Linked DNA regions of Homo sapiens: region 1 is linked to region 2. Evidence: chromatin contacts called from ENCODE Hi-C or POLR2A ChIA-PET data. All regions are on one chromosome and are shown on one strand. Each heading gives the region's core, a stretch centred on a gene start or an enhancer-like site at or near the end of the contact. The rest is flanking DNA. Distances are from core to core; before and after follow the strand shown.

What was found. A loop is a pair of places that touch in the nucleus more often than their neighbours do. ChIA-PET counts read pairs that join two places held with the same protein, here RNA polymerase II (POLR2A). Pooled maps may share reads with other maps.
Region 1: a pooled map shows a loop between it and region 2 (9-fold over the local background). The contact joins two enhancer-like sites. A Hi-C loop is called at or near these places in 2 of 37 single-sample maps with no recorded cell type and 7 of 50 pooled maps. POLR2A ChIA-PET finds 5 or more read pairs at or near these places in 2 of 52 experiments (CD8-positive, alpha-beta T cell and CD8-positive, alpha-beta memory T cell).

The regions. Positions count from the first base shown.
Region 1 is chr5:131,899,968-131,906,767 of GRCh38, forward strand. The region is part of intron 8 of MEIKIN (meiotic kinetochore factor); the gene reads right to left. Among named protein-coding and RNA genes, the nearest start is that of MEIKIN, 42 kb to the right of the region's middle. Within about 2 kb of position 2,509, at least 2 of the 41 ENCODE cell types and tissues checked have a DNase peak (open chromatin) inside an H3K27ac peak, as active enhancers do; they include CD8-positive, alpha-beta T cell, where a contact is called at or near this core.
Region 2 is chr5:131,848,511-131,855,818 of GRCh38, forward strand. MEIKIN (meiotic kinetochore factor) reads right to left here. Exons shown (of 13, transcript NM_001303622.2): 10 at 6,244-6,324; 11 at 2,754-2,873. Among named protein-coding and RNA genes, the nearest start is that of FNIP1, 55 kb to the left of the region's middle. Within about 2 kb of position 5,786, at least 2 of the 41 ENCODE cell types and tissues checked have a DNase peak (open chromatin) inside an H3K27ac peak, as active enhancers do; they include CD8-positive, alpha-beta T cell, where a contact is called at or near this core.

The sequences.
Region 1 (6,800 bases), core at 1,259-3,758, 48 kb after region 2:
TCAATTATTTAGAACAAATAAACCTAATAGATATTTGCAGAAAATTTTATCCAATGGGTTCAGAATATACATTTTTTTCCTCAGCACATGGATCAGTCTCAAGGTCATATGTTAGGTCACAAAACAAGTCTTAAAACATTCCAAAAAACTAAAATAATATCAAACATCTTCTCTGACCACAATGAAATAAAACTACAAGTCAATAACAAGAGGGAAGAGGGAGGTAAGTTGGCTGACTAGACACAGCCAGGAGGAACATCTGTCGCTGAGGGAATGGGACATTGGGAAGACTGGTGAATTCCTAGCAGATCTTCAGAGGGAAGGCATTGAGAGTGAAGGAAGACATAGATGCTAGGCTAAAGGAAAAAGAAGCTGGGAACCCTGCAGAGGGCTAAGGCGCACTGGGACTCATTCCTGGCCCCAATGACTCCTGGGGAAGGGGTGAGTTGAGCAGGCAAGTAGCAACCCACCCTTACCATGGGCCTCTGGAATCCTGGCAGGAGACCTCATGACCCCCACAGACACTTGTTCTGTAGGGGCAGAACTCCAGCTGGTGCAGATCTCGGAGGGTTTGGTGTTGGAGCATGTGCAGTGGAGCATAGCCAAGGACGCCCATCCCCCAAGGCTTGCCTTCCTCCTCTAGGAGATTTTAGCCCTAGGGGAACTGTTGGACTTGAACAGCCCAGGGTAGTCTTGCCCATGAGATAGGGCTGGTCTACCTGGTCACCTCTTGGTTGGCCTGCCTATCCTGGGGATCCAGCCTGGCAGCACTTGCTTGAATGTAGCCTCAGATGCCCAGGTGGGGTGCCTCCTGGGAGAGCAGCATCATAGCTCCTGTGCTGGCAGACTGCTCCTGACTGGTACAGAGCTCCAGGAGAGCAGACACTGTGGATGTACGCCAGCCCTCCCATGCCCTCCCCCTGCTGCAGCCTCCCTTGTGCGGCTTTGCCTGCACACATTTGCCCATGTCCAACACCTAGACCGCTTTGCTTGCACATGTATGCATGGGTGGACCTTGCTGTGCACCCCACCCACTCACCCACCATGCTGCCATTGCTGTCGAAGCATTTGCAGGCATGAAGACTGCTAGCCCCATGCCTGCCAGTGCCCTGTTCTTGTGTTGACACTGCCACTGGCGTGAAACTGCACATGGTGACCAACAGACCTACCCCACACCCTGCAAGGCCACTGCCACTCACATGAATGCACGCACAGATGGCGTCAGTCCCACACCTACCAATGCTCTGTCCCTGTGCTGACACTGCCATTGGCACAAAACTATATAGGGAGACCGGCAGACCTTCCCCTACCCTGAGCGGCCACTGCTGCCTGCATGGATACCTGTACAGATGGCACACAGAGTCCCATACCTGCCAGCACCCACCTCGTCCTAACATCGCCACCAGTGTGAATGTGCACACGGACCCCAGTGGGGCCTGTTCCCCCCTGTGCCATGCTGCCAACCCCACCACTGTTAATACCTGCATGGACACTGGTACCCCTACAATTGCCAGCACCCTGCCATAATCAACAAGTATGTACCCTGCTGCACTGCCACTGCTGCTGGCATGTACAAATCCCACTGCCACTGCCCTGTGAAGAGCTTTGGCTGGCACCACTCATCAGAGTGCTGTGACCAGCAGTCTGGGAACACCTTGGCCCTTGGTGAGCAGGTTTCTCACCTCAAGGGGCCAGAGAACAAAGCCAGGGGCCTGATACCAGCCCCACAGAATTGGAGCACACAATCCAGAGGTCCTGAGCTGAGCCTTGGCCCCCCACAAAATCTTCCAGAAACAAAACCAGTTGACTGAACCCACCTTATACAACAAGAAAACCCCCAAGGATATCAAACAGGGCAAAAGAAAAAAAAATCCAAAGGGCAGTGATATGATTTGGATCTGTGCCCCTGACCAAATCTCATGTTTGGTCATGAGATTTAGAAGTGGGTCCAATGTTGGAGGTGGGGCCTAGTGAAAGGTGATTAGATCATGGGGGTAGTTTCTCATAAGTGCTTTAGCACCACCCTCTTGGTGCTGTTATCATGATAGTGAGTTCTCATGAGATCTGGTCCTTTAAAAGTGTATAGTACCTCCTCCCTCTCCCTGTCTCTCTTCTCCTGCTCCAGCCATGTGAAGTGCCAGCTCCCTCTTTGCCTTCTGCCATGACTGTAAGTTTCCTGAGATTGCTGGGCACAATGGCTCATGCTTGCAATCCCAGAACTTTGGGAGGCCAAGGCGAGTGGATCACTTGAGCTCAGGGGTTCGAGACCAGCCTGGGCAACACGGTGAAACCCTGTCTCTACTAAAATACAAAAAATTAGCTGGGTATGGTGGTGCACACCTGTGGTCCCAGCTACTCAGAAGGCTGAAGTGGGAGGATCACTTGAACCTGGGAGGTGGAGGTTGTGGTAAGCCAAGATGGTGTCACTGCACTCTAGCCTGGGTGACAGAGTGAGATCTTTCTCAATTTAAAAAAAAAAAGAAGAAGTTTCCTGTGGCCTCCCCAGAAACCAGGAAGATGGTTTCTTGTACATCTTGCTTCCTGTACATCATGCTTCCTGTACAGGTACAGCTTCAGCATCATGCTTCCTGTACAGCCTGCAGAACCATGAGCCAATTAAGCCTCTTTTCTTTATAAATAACCCGGTCTCAGATATTTCTTTATAGTAATGCAAAAATGAATAATACAGACAGCAACTTCAAAGACTGAAGAAACATCAGCCCACAAAGATGGGAAAGAACCAGTGCAAAAACTCTGGCAATTCAAAAAGCCAGAGTGTCTTCTTACCTCCCAAAAACCCCACTAGTTCCCCAGCAATGATTGTTAACCATGCTGAGATGGCTGAAATGACAGAAATAGGAATCAGAATATGGATAGGAACGAGGATCATCGACATACAGTAGAAAGTCGAAACCCAATCCAAGGAATCTAAGGATTACAATAAAATGATACCAGAGCTGATAGACAAAATGGCCATTATAAGAAAGAACTGAACTGATGCAACAGAGCTAAAAAATACACTCTGAGAATTTCATAATGCAATCGCAAGTATTAAGAGTAGAATTGACCATGCTGAGGAAAGAATCTCAGAGGTTGAAGCCTGGATGTACAAAAGAACTCAGATAAAAATAAAGAAGAAACAATGACAAAGAATGAACAAAACCTCCAAAAAATATGTGATTATGTAAAGAGGCCTAATCTATGAGTCATTGGTACACCTAAAAGAGAAGGAAAGAAACCAAGCAACTTGGAAAACATTTCAAGATATCATCCATGAAAATTTCCCCAAGCTCACTAGAGAGGCCAACATTCAAATTCAGGACAAGCAGAAAACCCCTGCAAAATACTACATAAGAAGACCAGTCTCAAGACACACAGTCATCAGATTCTCCAAGGTCAAAATGAAAGAAAAAATGTTAAAGTCAGCTAGAGTGAAGGGGCAGGTCACCTACAAAGGAAATCCCATTAGGCTAACAGCAGACCTATCAGCAGAAACCCCATAAGCCAGAAGAGAATGGGGGCCTATATTCAGCATTATAAAAGAAAATAATTTTCAACCAAGAATTTCATATCCAGCCAAACCAAGCTTCATAAGCAAAGGAGAAATAAGATCCTTTTCAGACAAATTTGTTAGCACAAGACCTGCCTTACAACTGGTCCTAAAAGGAGTGCTAAATATGGAAAAGAAAGACCGTTACCAGCCACTACAAAAAACACACTTAAGTACATAGACAAGTGACACTACAAAGCAACCACACAAACAAGTATGCATAATAACCAACTAACAACATGACAAAAGGACCAAATCCACACATATCAATACTAACCTTGAATGTAAATGAGCTAAATACTCCCAATTAAAAGGCACAGAGTGGCAAGTTGGATAAAGAAACAAAACCCAACAGTATGCTGTCTTCAAGAGATCCATCTCACATACAATGACACTCACACACTCAAAGTAAAGGGATGAAAAAAAAATCTACCAAGCCAATTAAAAAAAAACAAAAAAACAAAAAAATAACGGAAAAAAAGCAGATGCTGCTATTCTCATTTTGGACAAAACAGACTTTAACCAAGATCAAAAAAAGACAAAGAAGGGCATTACATAATCTAAGAAGGGCATTATGGGGCTCAATTCAACAAGAAGACCTATCTTTCCTAAATATATATGCACCTAACACAGGAGCACCCAGATTCATAAAGCAAGTTCTTAGAGACCTATGAAGAGATTTAGAAAACCACAGAATAATAATGGGACATTTAAACACCCACTGACAGTATCAGACAGATTGTCAAGGCAGAAAACTAACAAAGATATTCAGAGCCTTAACACAACACTTGACCAAATGGATCTAATAGATATCTACAGAACTCTCCACCCCAAACCAACAGAATACACATTCTCCTTATATGCACATGGCAAACACTGATCACAAAGTCAGGTACAAAAGAATCTTCAGCAAATTTCAAAAGAAATGAAATCATACCAACCACTCTCTCAGACCACAGAGCAATAAAAATAGAAATAACTGCTAAGAAAATTGCTCAAAATCATACAATTATTGAACTAATTTACACTCCCACCAATAGTGTAAAAGTATTAAAGACAGTGTGGCGATTCCTCAAGGATCTAGAATCAGAACTACTATTTGATCCAGCAATCCCATTATTGGGTATATACCCAAAGGATTATAAATCATACTACTATAAAGACACATGCACACGTATGCTTATTGCAGCACTGTTCACAATAGCAAAGACTTGGAACCAACCCAAATGCCCATCAATGATAGGCTGGATTAAGAAAATGTGGCACATATACACCATGGAATACTATGCAGCCATAAAAAATGATGAGTTCATGTCCTTTGCAGGGACATGGATGAAGCTGGAAACCATCATTCTCAGCAAACTGACACAGAAACAGAAAACCAAACACCACATGTTCTCATTTATAAGTTGAACAATGAGAACACATGGACACAGGGAGGGGAACATCACACACCAGGGCCTGTCGGGGGGTTGGAGGATAGGGGAGGAATAGCATTAGGAGACATACCTAATGTAGGTGAAGGGTTGATGGGTGCAGCAAACCACCACGTGTATACCTATGTAACAAACCTGCACGTTCTGCACATGTATCCCAGAACTTAAAGTATAATTTTTAAAGAAGTGAAAAAAACCCCATACAATTAAATGGAAATTTTAAAAACCTGCTCCTGAACGACTTCTGGGTAAATAATGAAATTAAGGCACAAATCAATAACTTTTTTGAAACTAATGAGGAAGAAGATACAACATACCAGACTCTCTGGGACATAGCCAAAGCAATGTAAGAGGGAAGTTTATAGCACTAAAAGCTCACATCAAAAAGTCAGAAATAACTCAAATTAACAACCTAATACCGCAACTAGAGGAACTAGAAAAACAAGAGCAAATCAACCCCAAAGCTACCAGAAGACAATAAATAACCAAAATCAGACTAAAGGAAACTAAGATGAAAAAAAACATACAAAACATCAATGAATCAGGGGCTACTTCTCTAAAAGAATTAATCTGATAGACCACTAGCTAGATTAAGAAAAGAAAGAGAAGAGCCAAATAAACACAATTAGAAATGACAAAGGAGACATTACCACTGACCCCACAGAAATACAAAAAACTCTCAGAGACTATTATAAACACCTCTATGCACACAAGCTAGAAAACCTAGAAGAAATGGATAAACACACAGACCAATAGAGAAACAAAATAGAGAACCCAAACATAACCACCAGATCTTTGACAAATCTACCAAAACAAGCAATGGGGAAAGGACCATTCCATAAATGGTGCTGGGATAACTGGCCAGCCATATGCAGAAGACTGAAACTGGAGATCCCTTCCTTACACCATAAACAGAAATTAACTCAAGATGGATTAAAGACGTATATCTAAGACTCAAAACTATCAAAACCCTGGAAAATAACCTAGGAAATACCACTCTGGACAAAGGACATGGCAAAGACTTCATAACAATGACGCCAAAAGAAATTGCTATGAGAGCAAAAATGACAAATGGGACCCAATTAAACTAAAGAGCTTCTGCACAGCAAAAGAAACTATCAACAGAATCAATAATCTACAGAATGGGAGAAAATATTTGCTAACTATACATCTCACAAAGGTCTAATATCAGAATCTATAAGGAATTTAAACAAATTTATAAGCAAAGAACCATTCCATTAAAAAGTGGGCAAAGGACATGAACAGACACTCTTCAAAAGAAGACATACACACGACCGACAAACATGCAAAAATGCTCAACATCACTAATCATTAGAGAAATGCAAATCAAAACCACAATGATACCATCTCACACTAGTCAGAATGACTATTATTAAAAAGTAAAAAAGTAACAGATACTGACAAAGTTGCAGAGAAAACAGAATGCTTATATACTGTTAGTGGGAGTGTAAATTATTTCAACCATTGTGGAAAGCAGTGTGGTAATTCCTCGAACAGCTAAAAACAGAACTACCATTTGACCCAGCAATCCCATTATTGGGTATATACCCTAAGGAATATAACTTATTCTACCATAAAGACACATACAAGCACATATTTATCACAGCATTATTCACAATAGCAAAGACATGGAATCAACCTAAATGTTCATCAATGGTAGACTAGAGAAAAAAAATGTGGTACATATACACCATGGAATGCCATGCAGTCATACAAAAGAATAAGAATATGTCCTCAGCAGTAACGCAGATAAATCTGGAGGCCATTATTCTAAGCAAACTAATACAGGAACA
Region 2 (7,308 bases), core at 4,536-7,035:
GTAGGGAGATTGAATCAGTAATGAAAAAACTCCCAACAAGGAAAAGCCCTAATTCTGATGCCTTCCCTGGTGAATTCTACCAAACATTTAAAGAACTAAAACCAATACTTCTCTAACTTTCCAAGAAGAGAAAGGAATGATTTGTAACTCATTCTATGAGACCAACATTACCCAAAGTCAAACAAAGTGTCTTTTCTGGACAATACATGAAAAGAAAACTACAGGCCAATATCCACTAGAACATTGAAGAAAAATCCTCAACAAATTACTAGCAAACCAAATTCAGCAGCATATTAAAATTATTATAGGCCACAACTAAATGGGTTTTATTCGTGGAATGCAAGGATGGTTCAACATACAAAAGCCAATCAATGTTTCTGCTTAATTTGGCGAGACTTAAAAAAAATCAATCACTGTAATATACCACATATAGTAGAATGAAAGGAAAAAACAACTGATCTTCTCAACTGATGCTGAAAAAGCATTTGACAAAATTCAATACCATTTTGTGATAAAAACAATAAACTAGGAATTGAAGGAAACTACTTCAACAAAATAAAAGCCATTGATACGGTTTGGATTTGTGTCCCTGCCCAAATCTCATGTGAAATTGTAATCCCCAATGTTGGAGGTGGGCCCTGGTGGGAGGTGACTGGATCATGGGAGTGGTACTTCACAGGGGTGGTCCCCAATTGTTTAGCACCATGCCCTTGTTGCTGTTCTAGTGGGGGAGTTATTGTGAGATCTTGTTGTTTAAAAGTGTGTGGCACCTCCCCATTTTCTCTCTTCCTCCTGCTCTGGCCATGTAAGATGCCTTGCTCCCCTTTTGCCTTTCACCATAATTGGAACCTCTTTTCTTTATATATATAAAGAAACCTCTTTTCTTTATATATATAAAGAAACCTCTTTTCTTTATATATATAAAGAAACCTCTTTTCTTTATATATATAAAGAAACCTCTTTTCTTTATATATATAAAGAAACCTCTTTTCTTTATATATATAAAGAAACCTCTTTTCTTTATATATATAAAGAAACCTCTTTTCTTTATATATATAAAGAAACCTCTTTTCTTTATATATATAAAGAAACCTCTTTTCTTTATATATATAAAGAAACCTCTTTTCTTTATAAATTACCCAGTCTCAGGTATTTCTTTATAGCAATGTGAAAATGAACGAATACAGCCATATATGAAAACCCACAGTAAACATCACATTCAATGGTGAAAGATGGAAAGCTTTTCCTCTAAGATGAAGAAAAAGGCAAGGATGTCTGCATTTTCAACATACTACTGATAGTTCTAGCCGGAGCAATTAGGCGATTAGGAAAAGAAATAAAAGGCATCCAAATTGTAAAGCAAGAAGTAAAATTATCTCTGTTCACAGACAACATGGTATCACTGTGGAAAACCTTAAAGATTGAATTAAAAATTATTAGAATAAATGAATTCAGCAAATTAACAGGACACAAAGTCAATACACAAAAATCAGGTGAATTTCTACACACTAACATAAGCAATTTGAAAAGAAATTACCAAAAAAAACAAAAAAAAAGAAAATAAATTACAATTCAATTCATAATAGCATCCAAAAGAATATTTAGGAATTAACCAAATAAGTCAAAGACCTACACAATAAAAACTATAAAACATTGGTAAAATAAATTAAAGAAAACATAAATAAATGAAAACACATCCCATGTTTATGGATTGGAAGATGCAATACTGTTAAGATGCCATTACTACCTAGGGTGATCTACAGATTCCATTCAATCTCTATCAAAACCCCAATGATGTTTATTGCAGAAACAGAAAAACCCACTTTAAAATTCACATGGAATCTCAAGGGATCCTGAATAGTAAAAACAAAAATGAAAAAGAAGAACAAAGCTGGAGGACTGACACTTCCTGATTTCAAAATGTACAAAGCTACAGTAATCAAAGCCATATGGTACTAACATAAAGACAGACATATAGATCAATGGAATAGAGAACTCAGGAATAAACCCTCACATATATGGTTAAATGATTTTTGGCAAGGGGGCCAGACCATTCAATGGGGGAAAGGATGATCTCTTCAACAAATGATGCTGAGAAAACTGGATATCTACATGCAAAAGAATGAAGCTGGACCCTTACCTAATACTATACACAAAAATTAACTCAAAATGGATCAATGACCTAAATACAAGACCTAAAACAAAAAAAAATTGAAGAAAATACAGGGCAATAGCCTGGGCACCATAACGAAACCCAGTCTCTACAAAAAATACAAAAAATTAGCTGGGCATGGTGGTGTATGCCTGCAGTCCTAGCTATTCGAGAGGCTGAGATGGCAGAATCACCTAAATCCTGGAAGTCAAGGCTGCAGTGAGTCTGTGAGCCTTGACTGCACCCTGGCACTCCAGCAGAGAGGACAGAGTGAGACTCTGTCAAAAAAAAAGAAAGAAAAGAAAAGAAAAAGGCAAAAAGCTTTAGACATTTGATTTGGCTGTGATTTCTTGCACAGGACACCAAAGGAATGAGCAAGAAAAGAAAAAATAGACAAACTGTACTTCATAAAAAATATACAATTTTGTGCATCAAAGACCCTAACCAAAGTGTAAAAAGGCAACCCACAGAATAGGAGAAAATATTTGCAAATTATGTTTCTCATGAGTTAAGAGATTTCTTATAGCACCTCATATACAAAGTATCTAATGTAACAGTAATTATTTCCTTTAGTAATTGAAGGAAAAATGGAAAATACTACCTCATTTGAAGAATTTTCCTGCAAACTTGACACAGGAACAATTTCATTTGAATTAACATAATTGCTGACATTTGGAAATAGTTCTTCAAAAGATGCTTTTTGCACTGAGGACAAATCAATCTATAAAAGAATACATTATTGTTTTGTGGAAGTTAAACATTGCAAAAGCAATGATTTTTAAGTAATTAAAGAAAAGTTGAAAAATACCATCTCATTGGAAGCATTTTCCTGTAAACTTGACACAGGAACAATTTCATCTGAATAAACGTAATTACTGACATTTGGACATAACTCTTCAAAAGATGCATGTTTAGAGACAAATCAATCTGTAAAATGGGTTATAACATTCTTTCATTTTAAAGTAATTTTTTAATTAGGAATTTTTGTTTGCTATGATACACCAGAGATTTTTAAATCACTATCTCTAACATAGAACTCTCTCCTAAGTGCCATATCCATTTTTCTATCAGGTTACTGAAATCACCACACATTTCTGTACCAAATTAAAAATTTCCAAAAAAGATGACTGATTGATTTAGAGATGATTTAAGGTGTGCAGGATGCACGTAGGTTATATGCAAAAAACCAACACTATGCCATTTTACATCAGGAACTTTAGCATCCACATATTTTGGTATCTTTGAGAAGTCCTGGAACCAATTCCCCATGAATACTGAGGGATGACTGTATATAGTTAAGACAACTGAAAACATGTTTAACAAACACTTGTCAACAAATGTTCATAACAGTATTATTCATAATAGATAATAAATGGAAATAAATGCGCATAAACTGAATTGATAAACAAAATATGGTATATGTATATAATGGAGTATAATTCAGTTGATTTGGTTTGGCTGTGTCTCTACTCAAATCTCATCTTGAATTGTAATCCCCATAATCCCCATAGGTCAAGGGAGGGACCCGGTGTGAGGTGATTGAATCATGGGGGTGGTTTTCTCCATACTGTTCTGATGATAGTGAGTGAGTTTTCCCGAGATCTGATGGTTTTATAGGGTAGTTTTCCCTGCTCTTCCATGCTCTCTCCTCTGTTGCCATGTAAGACAGGCCTCTTCCCCTTCCACCATGATTGTAAGTTTCCTGAGGCCTCCCCAGCCATGCGGAACTGTGAGCCAATTGAACCTCTTTTCTTTATAAGTTACCCAGTCTTGGGTATGTCTTTATAGCAGTGTGGAAACAGACTAATACATAGGTCATAAAAAAGGAATGCAGTACTGATACCTGCTATAACATAGATGAATTTTTAAAACATTATGCTAAGTGAAAGAAACCAGGCACAAAACGCCACATGTTATATGATCTCATTTATATGAAATACTCAGAAAGAGCAAACCTATAGAGACAGAAACTAAATCAGTAGTTTCTTTGGACTGGAGGGTGGGATGGGGGGATGAGGGCTGACTATTAACGAATAGGGTGATGAAAATGTTCTTAAATAGGATCATGATGATAGTTGCACAGTTTTTAAGTATGCTAAAAACCACTGAATTATATACTTTAGTATACTGAGTTTTATAAAACGTAACTTGTACCTCAAATTTAAAAATATGTTGATATTTGTAAAATAGTCACTAAATTAGTTTTGCCACGAAAAAAATCATTTTGGTACATTTGTTATTCATCAATACATTTTAACTCCAAATATCAACCAAGAATGAATAAAAAATGAGACACTCATTTTCTGGAAAAAGTATTGATTTTTGGGCCACTGGAAAGACTGTGAGCAGAGGATTAACAAAATCCTTTCTCCCATCATGAGCATCTATTGGTTAAATCTGTAACTCCTTTCCCCTAGGAACCTGATAAGTGTAAGAATGTCAACTGTGTTACTAGGTAACATTGCTTATGGTAAAAATAATGTCTGATTGGAAAATTGTATCTATAGGAGGAACTATAAATGCACTATAAATAAATAACTACTGCACTATAAAAGCTAAAATACTTTGAGTTTCCCTGAGTGCAGGGACATTGTAATTACACATGTCCTTTGTGGAGACCATGGACGTTATGCATAAGTGCTGTTACAAAAGATACTGGATTTCATCTCCTTGTGCCTGAGCAGTCCCCACACTGCTATGTAAGCCGCTGCATGGACCTCTGTGAGGATTGCTCACACTGAAGAGGAACATTGGATATTTGACTGAAGACTTGATGACACTGGATTTGATAATCATTTCTTGGATATGACATCAAAAGAACAGGTGAGAAAAGAAAAAGACAAATTTTACTATGACAAAATAAAAAACATTTGTGCATCAAAGGACACTATCAACAGAGTGAAAAGGCAACCCATGGAAGGGGGCAAATTATTTGTAAATCATATGTTGGGTAATGGGTTAACATCTCAGATATATGAAGAACTCCTACAACTCAACAATTAAAAATTCAAAAATAAACAAAGGACTTGAATAGATATTTTCCCAAAAAAGATATACAAATAGCTAATTAACACATTAAAAGATGCTCAGTGTCATCCTTATTAGGGAAATACAAATCAAAACCATAATGAGATACCACCTCACATCCATAAGAACTACTATTACAAAAAAGAAAATAACAAGTGCTGGCAAGGAAGTAGAGAAACTGGAACCCTTGTGCATTTTGCTAGTGGGAATGTAAAATGGTACAGCTACTAAGGAAAACAGTGTGGTGGTTCCTCAAAAAGAAAAATTGAATTACAATATGCTGTAGCAATTCCACTTCTAGATACATACCCAAAGAATTGAAAGCAGGGACTCAAACATATATTTGTACACCCATGTTCATAGCAGCATTATTCACAATTGTCAAAAGGCAGAAGCAACCCAATTGTCCATCAATAGATGAATGGATAAACAAAATGTGTCATATACATACAATGGAGTATCAATTCATCCTTAAAAATAAAATTCTGATGCATGCTGTAACATAGATGAATTTGAAGATGCCATGCTAAGTGACATAAACTAGTCACAAAGGACAAATACTGTATGGTTCCACTTATATGAGGTACCTAGAGTAGTCAAATTTATAGAAACAGAAAGTAAAATGGTGGTTTCCAGGGGTGGGGTAGGGAGGAGCAGGAAGTTACTGTTTAATGCATATGGAATTTCAGTTTTGCAAGATGAAAAAAGTTCTAGAGATGAATAGTGGTGATGGTTGCATAATGATGTGAATGAATATACTTCAACTGTACACTTAAAAATGGTTAAAATTATAAATTTTATGTTATATATATTTCATCACAATTTTTAAAACTGAAAGGAAAAAACAGAAGAATCCTGGTTGTTGCTGCAGTACTCTAATTTTTCCTTCTCTCTTGCATGTATAGTAGTATACAAAGTACTTTCATTGAAAGTGTGCTTAAGCAACAGAAAAACACAGATATTATTCTCCATAGGCAATATTTCCCTGATATGAGAAAAATAGAAGAATGGGGAGAGGAGGAGCCAGAAAACAGATACTACAAGTGCCAAATGCTAATACTTACCACAAAACCAGCTGTCTCTGAAGATGGAGTACTTGTTAAAAGGCCTCTGTTTTTCTTACCAGGAGTACTGGAATTTGTTTTCTATAAATGTTTTTATAAAACAGGGATTGAACAGCAGAAAGAAATAAACTATTTTAGTATAGTAAAACTACAATTTCAAGTTAGTTGACCAGATCATAATGTACAGTACTAAGAAAATCCTTAATCTGTTCATTAAATTTTAAACCACTTCACAGGAAACTAAAGAATTTTCTCACTTGAGCTAGATCAAACAACATCCAAGAGAACTCTATATGGCATAGCAACTATATGAGAATACCTTGGTTGAAATGAATACCTTGGTTGAAATTACTATTAATTTAGAAAGAAAAGCTAATTAGAGTGTTGAGTTAGGAAATGGCGCTTCAGTTATCTTTGTTAACTACTAAGAAAGGTATTTTACTTTCAGCATTTAATTCTTAGTATATTATTGTACTTTTTGTGGAAAGAAAGTATAAGTTATTTCTGGAGCTGTGAAATATATGTAGCAAGGATAATTGGTTTAAAATATATAACGTTAAATGTATATAGATACTTTCATTTATGGAACATCAAAGTTAAAGAAATTATAAAGTAGGATGTAGGCTCATTTTCTACTTTTTGAAGATACAAAGAGGCAGACAGACAGACAGGTAGACAAAGCAAGAAAGAGTAAAAGACAGAGTGAGGAGAGAAACAGACAAGATACAAGACCTAAAGAAAGTGACAGAAAGCGAGGAAGCGACAGGCCAAAAGAGAGAGAGGGAGGAAGGGAGAAGAGGGGAATGGAGAGGAGATGAAGGAAGAGGTAGAGGAGAGGAGAGGAGGTAGGAGAGGAAGAATGAAAAGCAAAAGACAGAGAAGGAGAGAAAAAGAGGAAGACCAAGAGAAGGAGAGAGGAAAAAAGAGAAAGACAGAGAAGACAGAAACCAACATAGATTGTGAGCAGAGATTGAGAGAGAGAGACAGAGAAGGACAGTGAGAGAGATCAAGACAGAGACCAAGGAAAAGAGACAGAGCTTGAGACTGCAAGAGAGAGAAAATCTA